Regions from separate parts of the Homo sapiens genome. Here region 2 is linked to region 1. A link is an interaction called in ENCODE POLR2A ChIA-PET data of the cell type or tissue named here. Cell type or tissue: K562. All regions are shown on one strand. Each heading gives the region's core, and the rest is flanking DNA. Links, peaks and the distances in the headings are about the cores only. Region 1 overlaps KLHL18 (kelch like family member 18). Region 2 overlaps PTPN23 (protein tyrosine phosphatase non-receptor type 23).

Evidence for each region. ChIA-PET counts read pairs that join two places held together with the same protein. Peaks named below come from ENCODE experiments on the same cell type or tissue, not always from the same donor. Only the 100,000 strongest peaks of a DNase experiment are listed, where the experiment ranks them.
Region 2: POLR2A ChIA-PET joins it to region 1 with 8 read pairs; 7 of 35 experiments call an interaction of 5 or more read pairs at or near these places.

Annotation. Positions count from the first base shown.
Region 1 is chr3:47,313,340-47,317,738 of GRCh38, forward strand. All of the region lies in intron 1 of KLHL18 (kelch like family member 18), which reads left to right. Among named protein-coding and RNA genes, the nearest start is that of KLHL18, 33 kb to the left of the region's middle. In K562, for the core only: no CTCF peak of the experiment used is centred there; a DNase peak (open chromatin) is centred at 2,082; H3K4me3 peaks cover 182 bases.
Region 2 is chr3:47,388,962-47,393,360 of GRCh38, forward strand. All of the region lies in intron 1 of PTPN23 (protein tyrosine phosphatase non-receptor type 23), which reads left to right. Among named protein-coding and RNA genes, the nearest start is that of PTPN23-DT, 9.7 kb to the left of the region's middle. In K562, for the core only: no CTCF peak of the experiment used is centred there; no DNase peak of the experiment used is centred there.

The DNA of each region.
Region 1 (4,399 bases), core at 67-4,066:
CCTAAGTAGCTGGGACTACAGACGCATACCACTGCACCCAGCTAATTCATTTTATTTTATTTTTTGTAAACACATGGTCTTGCCATATTGCCCAGACTGGTCTGAAACTTCTGGACCCAGGCAGTCCTCCTACCTCAGCCTCCCAAAGTGCTAGGATTACAGGCATGAACCACCATGCCCACAACTTTTTCCTTTTGCCCAGTTTCTCCCAGTGGTAATATCTTGCAAAACTATTAAGCCAGAGGAACTGAAAGTACAATATTGCAACTAGAATATTCAGTTGCAATCTTATTCAGATTTCTTCAGTTTTACTTTTATTCATTCTGTGTATATGTATATTTAATTCTATGTAGTTTTATCATGTGTAGGTTTTTTATTTATAATTTTTTTCTCAATTGACTGAGAACTCAAGCTGAGAGAAGGTATGCTATTTATTAGGTCCCTCTCCAATTCCACCAGTAACAACCTAAGCATAATTCCTTCTCTTCACATAATAGCTACCTGACATTGGGTGAGCTACTTAACTTCCAAATCTTGGTTTTCTCATCTATAGAACATGATTCACAGTAGCTGCCTACTGCAGAGGGTTGCTGTGAGGACTGAAATGAGAAAATGTGCAGAATGGGTACCTGGCATAGTCAGTGGCATACAAAAGGAGCTCAATAAATGATCATCTCTTTTTTTAAAAAATGACATTTTATTTTATTTTATTTTTCGAGACATTCTCTTGCTCTGTTGCCCAGGCTGGAGTGCAGTGACAATTATAGCTCACTGCAACCTTGAACTCCTGGACTCAAACCATCTTCCCAAGCATGCACCACCATGCCTGGCTAGTTTTTTGTAGAGATGAGGTCTTGCTGTGTTGCCCAGGCTGGTCTTAAAAATCCCTGCCTCAAGAAACCTTCCCACCTTAGCATCCCAAAGAGCTAGGATTAAAGGCATAAACCACTGTGCCCAGCAAAAAATGAGACATGTAAAAACTGAGATTACAAATGAGAGTGTTTGGGTTTTTAAAAGCTTTTCACAAAAATGTAGTATCACAGGATTGTAGAATTGGAAGGCCTCTAAGTAGTCACTTAATAGTTTTGAAACCAGTCCAGGACCCCGCTAAGTGTTCTTAGCTCTTATTCTTACGCTTATTTGTTTTTTGTCTTTTTTTTTTTCTTCCTTTTTGTGAAGAACGGAGTCTCGCTATATTGCCCATGCAGGTCTCGAACTCCTGGGCTCAAGCTATCCTCCCACCTCTGCCTCCCTGAGAGCTCGGATTACAGGCATGAGCCACCGCGCCCTGCACTTAGCTCTTATTCTTTATGATAAAAGAAAATCTGCCTTCCTGTAATTTTCTAGATCTGCCCTAATCCATGTGATAGCCCTTCTAGGATTTGACAACAACTATCAGGTTCCTCCTAAATTACCTTTTCCAGACTATCCTTTAGCTATTCCTTATAAGATGTAGCTTTCAGACTCTTGCCCATCTTGGTCTTCCTCATCTAGACAAGGTCCAATTTGTTGTTCCCCTTAGCTGAATACAGAACTCAAATGTAATCAGGCTAACATATCCCAAGATAGGCCTATCTTCTCTGTAGCTGGTTTTTTTTTGAAACCAGGTCACTCTGTTGGTGCACATACAGCTTGTTCTTTTGTCTTCTGTTTATTTTCTAGATGAAAAATAAATGCACAGCAGTTAAACACAGCCAGTTGAACACATACTTAACTTTCATTCCCCTCCATAACCCCATTAAAATAGTAGTAAGAGGGGAAAGACATATCAGCAAATGAGAAATCAATGGAATATTAAAGCCAGAGAGCATGTGTGGAAGACTTAGTGGGCCAGAGGAACTGAAAGTGCCTCCCGGGGGAGAAACTGAGAAGGAAGAGGATTTCTAGTGTAGAACCCTGGAATTGTTCCAGAATTGGAGACACCAAATACTGAAAACAGGAAGATTACTTGGAAGTCTGTATGAAAGGCAATTAGATGCCTGCACCCCCTCCCCCACTCTCTCAGGAGATAGGAAGTTTAGTCTTAGATACTGAACCAGAGGCTCCGAATCAGGCACACCAAGCATAGGAGAAAGGGTGCAATATGGAACAAAACTGAAAAGAAGGGCTTTAAGATAAGAGTTATCAGTAGTGCATGGTAGAACCATCCACCTCTTAGACCCAGTTTCCAGAATATCTGTAGGCCGACAGATATTTCCCTGCAAGAGACTGGAAGATCGTGCTCTGATAAAATTAACTCCAGAGAAAAAGTCCTGAAGATACTGAATACTTCTAGGGGTCCTCAATCAAATGGCCGATTCTTGCCTGATCACCCTAATGTGAAGCCCACAAATCAACAAGCCTACCCCCTAGCCAAGTGTCACCAGACATTTAAAGAAAACCTCTAACATAGAAGACAGAGATCAAAACAATTGGAAGAGAAAATATCTCAGGAAACAGTAAAAGCAGAGAGATAAAGAAGAAAAAAAGTTGTAACTATATACTGTCTCAGGAGAGATTTGAGAAAATATTGCATTCATGAAAGATGAACAGGATTCTTTTAAAAAGGAAGCTTTTGAAAACAAGAACTCTAGGAAATTAAAAATATGATAGCCAGTATAAAAACCTACAACACAGAAAGATTGTAAGATAGGGTTGAAGAAGTTTCCTCACTGATAGACCAAATGAAAGAGATGGAAAGTGAGGAAGAACAATAAGAAAATTAGAGGATTATTCCAAGAAATCTAACACCTGACTAATAGAAATTTCTGAGGAGAAAAAATTACAATAGGAGGGAGGAAATTATCAAGGATTAAATGGTGTAAAGAGATTTTTCCAGAACTGAAATAATGTCTGTAGATTGATACAGCACAATAAAAGAAAACCAATACCAAGATACAATACTGTGAAATTTTAGAACTACAAGAATACAGAGAAAATCCTAAAGGCTTCTAGAGAGCACAGTTACATACTTAGAGTTAGGATTCAAAATAGCATTGGATTTCTCAATAACAACAAACTAGGCCAGGTGTGGTGACTCACGCCTGTAATCCCAGCTCTTTGAGAGGCTGAGGTGGGAGGATTGCTTGAAGCCAGGAGTTTGAGAACAGCCTGAGCAACAAAGCAGGACCTGTCTGTACAAATATATATATATGTATATATATACATATATACATATATATGTATATATATACATATATACATATATATGTATATATATACATATATACATATATACATATATATGTATATGTGTGTATATATATACATATATACGTATATATGTATATGTGTGTATATATACATATATACGTATATATGTATATGTGTGTGTATATATACATATATACGTATATATGTATATGTGTGTGTATATATACATATATACGTATATATGTATATGTGTGTGTATATATACATATATACGTATATATGTATATGTGTGTGTATATATACATATATACATATATATGTGTGTATATATATACATATATATATTTTTAAACATAGCCAGGTGCACACTAGCATGCCTATAGTCTCAACTACTCAGGAGACTGAGGCAGGAGGATTGCTTGAGCTCAGGAATTCAAGTCCAGCCTGGGGGACAGAGTAAGACCCCATCTCTAAAAACAAAAGAACTAGAAGACAATGGAGCAATACTTTCAAAATTTTGACAGGAAAAAAGTCTAAACTTTGAATTTTTTAACCAACTAAATTATTATCTAAGCTTGAGGGTAGTAAAGACATTTTCAGACATTGTACATAGACCCCTTCTTATGAGGCTCTACTAGAAGACACATTTTTATTTGTTTGAGATGGAATCTCGTTCTTCTTGCCCAGGCTGAGTGCAGTGGTACGGTGTCTGCTCACCGCAACCTCCGCCTCCCAGGTTCAAGTGATTCTTCTGCCTCAGCACCTCGGGTAGCTGGAATTACAGGTGTCTGCCACCACGCTGGGCTAATTTTTTGCATTTTTAGTAGAGACGGGGTTTCACCATGTTGGCCAGGCTGGTCTCGAACCCCTGACCTCAGGTGATCCACCCGCCTCAGGCTCCCAAAGTGCTGAGATTACAGGTGTGAGCCACCATGCCCAGCCTAAAAGACACTTTCTACCAGAACAAGTGAATAAATAAGAAAGAGGACTACGTGGGGTTCAGGAAACGGGGGTGTTAGTATAGGTGAGGGAAACAGAATTCCCAGGAAGAGTTCCAGTAGATAATGTCTCAAGAAACAGACAACTTAAAACAAACAACTGATAGAGTACCTGACTGAATATATTAACCAGAGTTTTATGCTCTAGGGAAAAGAAAAATTATACAAAAAGGAAATATATACTGACAGTATACAGCATGGCTTGGCTACAAATAATATTTACATAGACTTAATGCAACTCTTCATATTAATTTAACCAAAATTTGACC
Region 2 (4,399 bases), core at 262-4,261, 76 kb after region 1:
GCCTCAAATACTAGATTGTATTCATTCTATCTAACTATATTTTTGTACTCATTAACCATTCCCACTCCACTCCCCCACCCCACTCCCACTACCCTTCCCAGCCTCTGGTATTCATCATTCTACTGTCGGTTTCCATGAATTCAGTGGTTTTAATTTTTAGCTCCCACAAAAAAGTGAGAACATGCAGAGTTTGTCGTTCTAATGCTTGTTAAGTTCTTAGTACAGGTCTTGGCCTATTGTAAACAATATTTTCACCTGAGCATCTTCCTTCCCTGTTTGGGAAATAACTCGAATCCTTATGACAGCTCTGAGCTAGACGTAGCAAGTGATATTAACCCCATTTTACACATGAAAAAAGCCAAGCCTAGGCTGGGCATGGTGACTCATGCCTGTAATCCCAGCGCTTTGGGATGCCGAGGTGGGAGGATAGCTGGAGGCCAGGAGTTCGAGACCAGCCTGGGCACCATAGCAAGACCCCTGTCTCTACAAAATAAAAATAAAAATTAGCTGGGGCCAGGCATGGTAGCTCACGCCTGTAATCCCAGCACTTTGGGAGGCCAAGGCGGGTGGATCACGAAGTCAAGGGTTCGGGACCAGGGCCTGGCGCAGTGGCTCACGCCTGTAATCCCCGCACTTTGGGAGGCCGAGGCGGGTGGATCACGAGATCAGGAGATCAAGACCATCCTGGCTAACACGGTGAATCCCCGTCTCCACTAAAAATACAAACAATTAGCCAGGCGTGGTGGCGGGTGCCTGTAGTCCCAGCTGCTCAGGAGGCTGAGGCAGGAGAATGGCGTGAACCCGGGGGGGTGGAGCTTGCAGTGAGCTGAGATGGCACCACTGCACTCCAGCCTGGGTAACAGAGCGAGACTCCGTCTCAAAAAAAAAAAAAAAAAAAAAAAGGAGTTCGAGATCAGCCTAGCCAACATGGCAAAACCCCATCTCTACTAAAAATACAAAAATTAGCTGGGTATGGCTGCATGCACCTGTAGTCCCAGCTACTTGGGAGGCTTAGGCAGGAGAATTGCTTGAACCCAGGAGGTGGAGGTTGCAGTAAGCCGAGATGGCGCCATTGCACTCCAGCCTGGGTAACAGAGCGAGACTCCGTCTCAAAAAAAAAAAAAAAAAAAAATAGCTGGGCATGGTGGCACACAGCTGTAGTCCTAGCCACACAAGAGGCTGAGGTGGGAGGATCACTTGGAGTTTGAAGCTTCATTGAGCTATGATAGTACCACTGCACTCCAGCCTGCCTGACAGAGCAAGACAATTTAAAAAAACAAAAAACAAAAACCAAGCCCAGATTTCACAGCAACTCAGGGGCACTGTTTCCCACTTGTAATCTGGTAACTCCTTTCTTTTCTTTTTCCCCTCGGTGGCTGTGATCCCTGGACGTGCCCTCACTGAGAGCTCTCCACGGGTCTTCTTTTATTCCTTCAGAAAAGGATCCCCAGCTACTTCAAAGCCTGGCTGTTTTTGGAGGTTCTCTGGTCTTCTTCCTGTTAGTTGTGTAGGTACTGGGGTCCTGTCAGGGCCTCTGGTTCTTTCTCCTCGTCTGCTGCTGGGCCTGCCTTCTCAGCCTCCATTGGAGCTTCATACTTCCCGCTAGACTGTTCCGAGTTCTGCAGAGTCCCAGACCATAGCGAAATGGGGACAAGGTCTCTGTCCCTTACTCCAGGAACTTCACCCAGCCTCTTTCTTCTTTTTTAGTGGAGGAGTGATCAGCAGTCACAGAGGATTTTGTTAGGGTTTTAAAAACATCCTTTTGCTTCTAACAGGCTGCAAATAATAATAATAACATAAATATCCTGGCTGCTCCACTGACTCACTGTGTGGCCAGGGATTCATTTTCTGTGCCTGTTTTTCAGAGTTGTTTGTAAGAACCATATTTTTAAAAAATAGAAATGCTCTGGGAGGCTGATGTGGGTCAACTGCTTGAGCCCAGGAGTTTAAGACCAGACTGGGCAACATAGTGAGACTCCCATCTCTATAAAATAAAAAAAAGTTTGGGCGTGATGGCTCATGTCTGTAATCCCAACACTTTGGGAGTCTGAGGCAGAAGGATTGCTTGAGGCTAGAAGTTCCAGACCAGCCTGGGCAATATAGCAAGACACTACCTCTACAGAAAATTAGCTGAGTATGGTGGTATGTGCCTGTAGTTCCGGCTTCTTGGAAGGCTGAGGCAGGAGAATTACTTGGACCCAGGAGTTTGAGACTGCAGTGAGCTATGGTTGCAGTACCACTGTAACTCCAGCCTGGGCAACAGAACAAGACCTTGTCTCGAAAATAAAATAAAACAATAAAAAATAAACTAAAAACAATTTAAATAGAAATGGAATGGTCTAATATGGAAAGAACATGGGCTCTGGAGCCCAAATGCCTGGGTTTCAGTCATATCCCCATCAGTTATTAGCACCGTGACCTTGGTGAATACCCTAACTCTTTGCCTCAGTTTCCTCATTTCCTCATCTGTAAAGTGGTGATGATAATAGTGTCTACCTCTTAGGGTTGTTCTAAGGATGGAGTGATTACTAGGCACTCAGCACAGTGCCTGACCTGTGGTAGGTTCTCAGTTAAGCATCTGCTGCTGATCTTATAGGAGGACGGAGATGAGATTCAGATAGAATGTGACCTCTAGGCATGATTTGCTAGGGGTGGGAGCAGCATCTTTCTGTCACCATTGTGTGAACAGCAGGGTCAGATGTTCCTAGTGATATCACGGGAAGCCTTGTTTCTAGGATGTAGGAGTCTCCTGTCCATCTGATTCCTTTGGCCTCTATCCCACGAGACCTCTGAGCTACACTTTTACTCATTTTCTCTAACCTAAGGGTGGGCAAAACCTCTTACTGCAAGGGAGTTAACCACAGAACATTCTCTCATATAGTCAAGTTTTACCTCATAGCTTAGGCCACATTTTAAAAAATATTTTAGTTAATTAATTATTTTTGAGATAGTGTCACACTCTCACCCAGGCTGGAGTGCAGTGGCACAATCATGGTTCACTGCAACCTTGAACTCCTGGTGTCAAGCAGTCCTCTCACCTCAACCTCCCAACTGGCCAAGAGTATAGGCGCACACCACCACACGTGGCTAATTCTTGTGCTTTTTGTAGAAATGGGGTTTTGCCATGTTGCCCAGGCTTGTCTTGAACTCCTGGGCTCAAACGATCGGCCCACCTTGGCCTCCCAAACTGCTGGGATTACAGGCATGAGCCACTGTGCCTGGCCTATTTTTATTTTTTAATACAGACAGGGTCTCACTCTGACACCCCAGCTGAAGTAAGGTGGTGCCATCATAGCTCACTGCAGCTTCAAACTCCTGAGCTTAAGCAGTCCTGCCTCAGCCTCCCAACTAGCTGAGACCACAGGCATGCACCACCACTCCTGGCTAATTTTTAAATTTTTTTTCGTAGAGATGGGGGTCTCGCCATATTGCCCAGGCTGGTCTGGAACTCCTAGCCTCAAGTGATCCTCTCACCCCAGCCTACCAAAGTGCTGGGATTATAGTCATGAGCCATCATGCCCAACCCAAGGCCACTTTTTGTAGTTGTGTTTTTGTTGTTGTTGTTGTCATAATTATTTTTGAGGGAGGGAGTGGAGAGGGGGTGGAGTTGGATAGATCAGAGTGAAGATTGTTAAATGCCTGTCAGCTCCCTAAAGTTCTTGGTAAATCCTTATGTTTGTGCATAGTTGAAAATTTCTAGGGGGATTTAATTCATGGCTTTTATCATATTCTCAAAGGACCCACAAAAGGCTAAATAAAAACCACTGATAGGGGAAAGTGGTATTCAGGTACCATTTAGCTCTTCAGCAACTCTTAAGACATTTGTTTTCCAAATTTCAAACATATAGAAAAATTGGAAGAATAATTCAGTGCTCACCCAAATTCTCACTATCTAGTATTTTTGTTTTGTTTTGTTTTTAGAGATGGGATTTACTCTTTGTTGCCCAGGCTGGACTTGAACTGCTAGGCTCAAGTGATCCTCCTGCCTCAGCCTCTGGAGTAGCTGAGACTACAGATGTGCGCTGCACCTGGCTGATTCATTTTTAAATTTTTGTAGAGATGGGATTTATTGTTATGTTGCCCAGTCTGGCCTTGAACTCTTGGGGTCAAGTGATCCTCTGGCCTCGGCCTCCCAAAGTGCTGGAAGTACAGGTGTGAACCACTGCACCCAGTGTGTTACCTAGTTTTGTTTGTTTGTTTTGTTTTTTTAAGATGGAGTCTTGCTGTGTGGCCAAGGCTGGAGTGCAGTGTTGTAATCTCAGCTCACTGCAACCTCCCCCTCCTGAGTTCAAGCGATTCTCCTGTCTCAGCCTCCTGAGAAGTTGGGATTACAGGTGCCCACCACCATGCCTGGCTAATTTTTGTGTTTTTAGTAGAGATGGGGTTTCACCATGTTGGT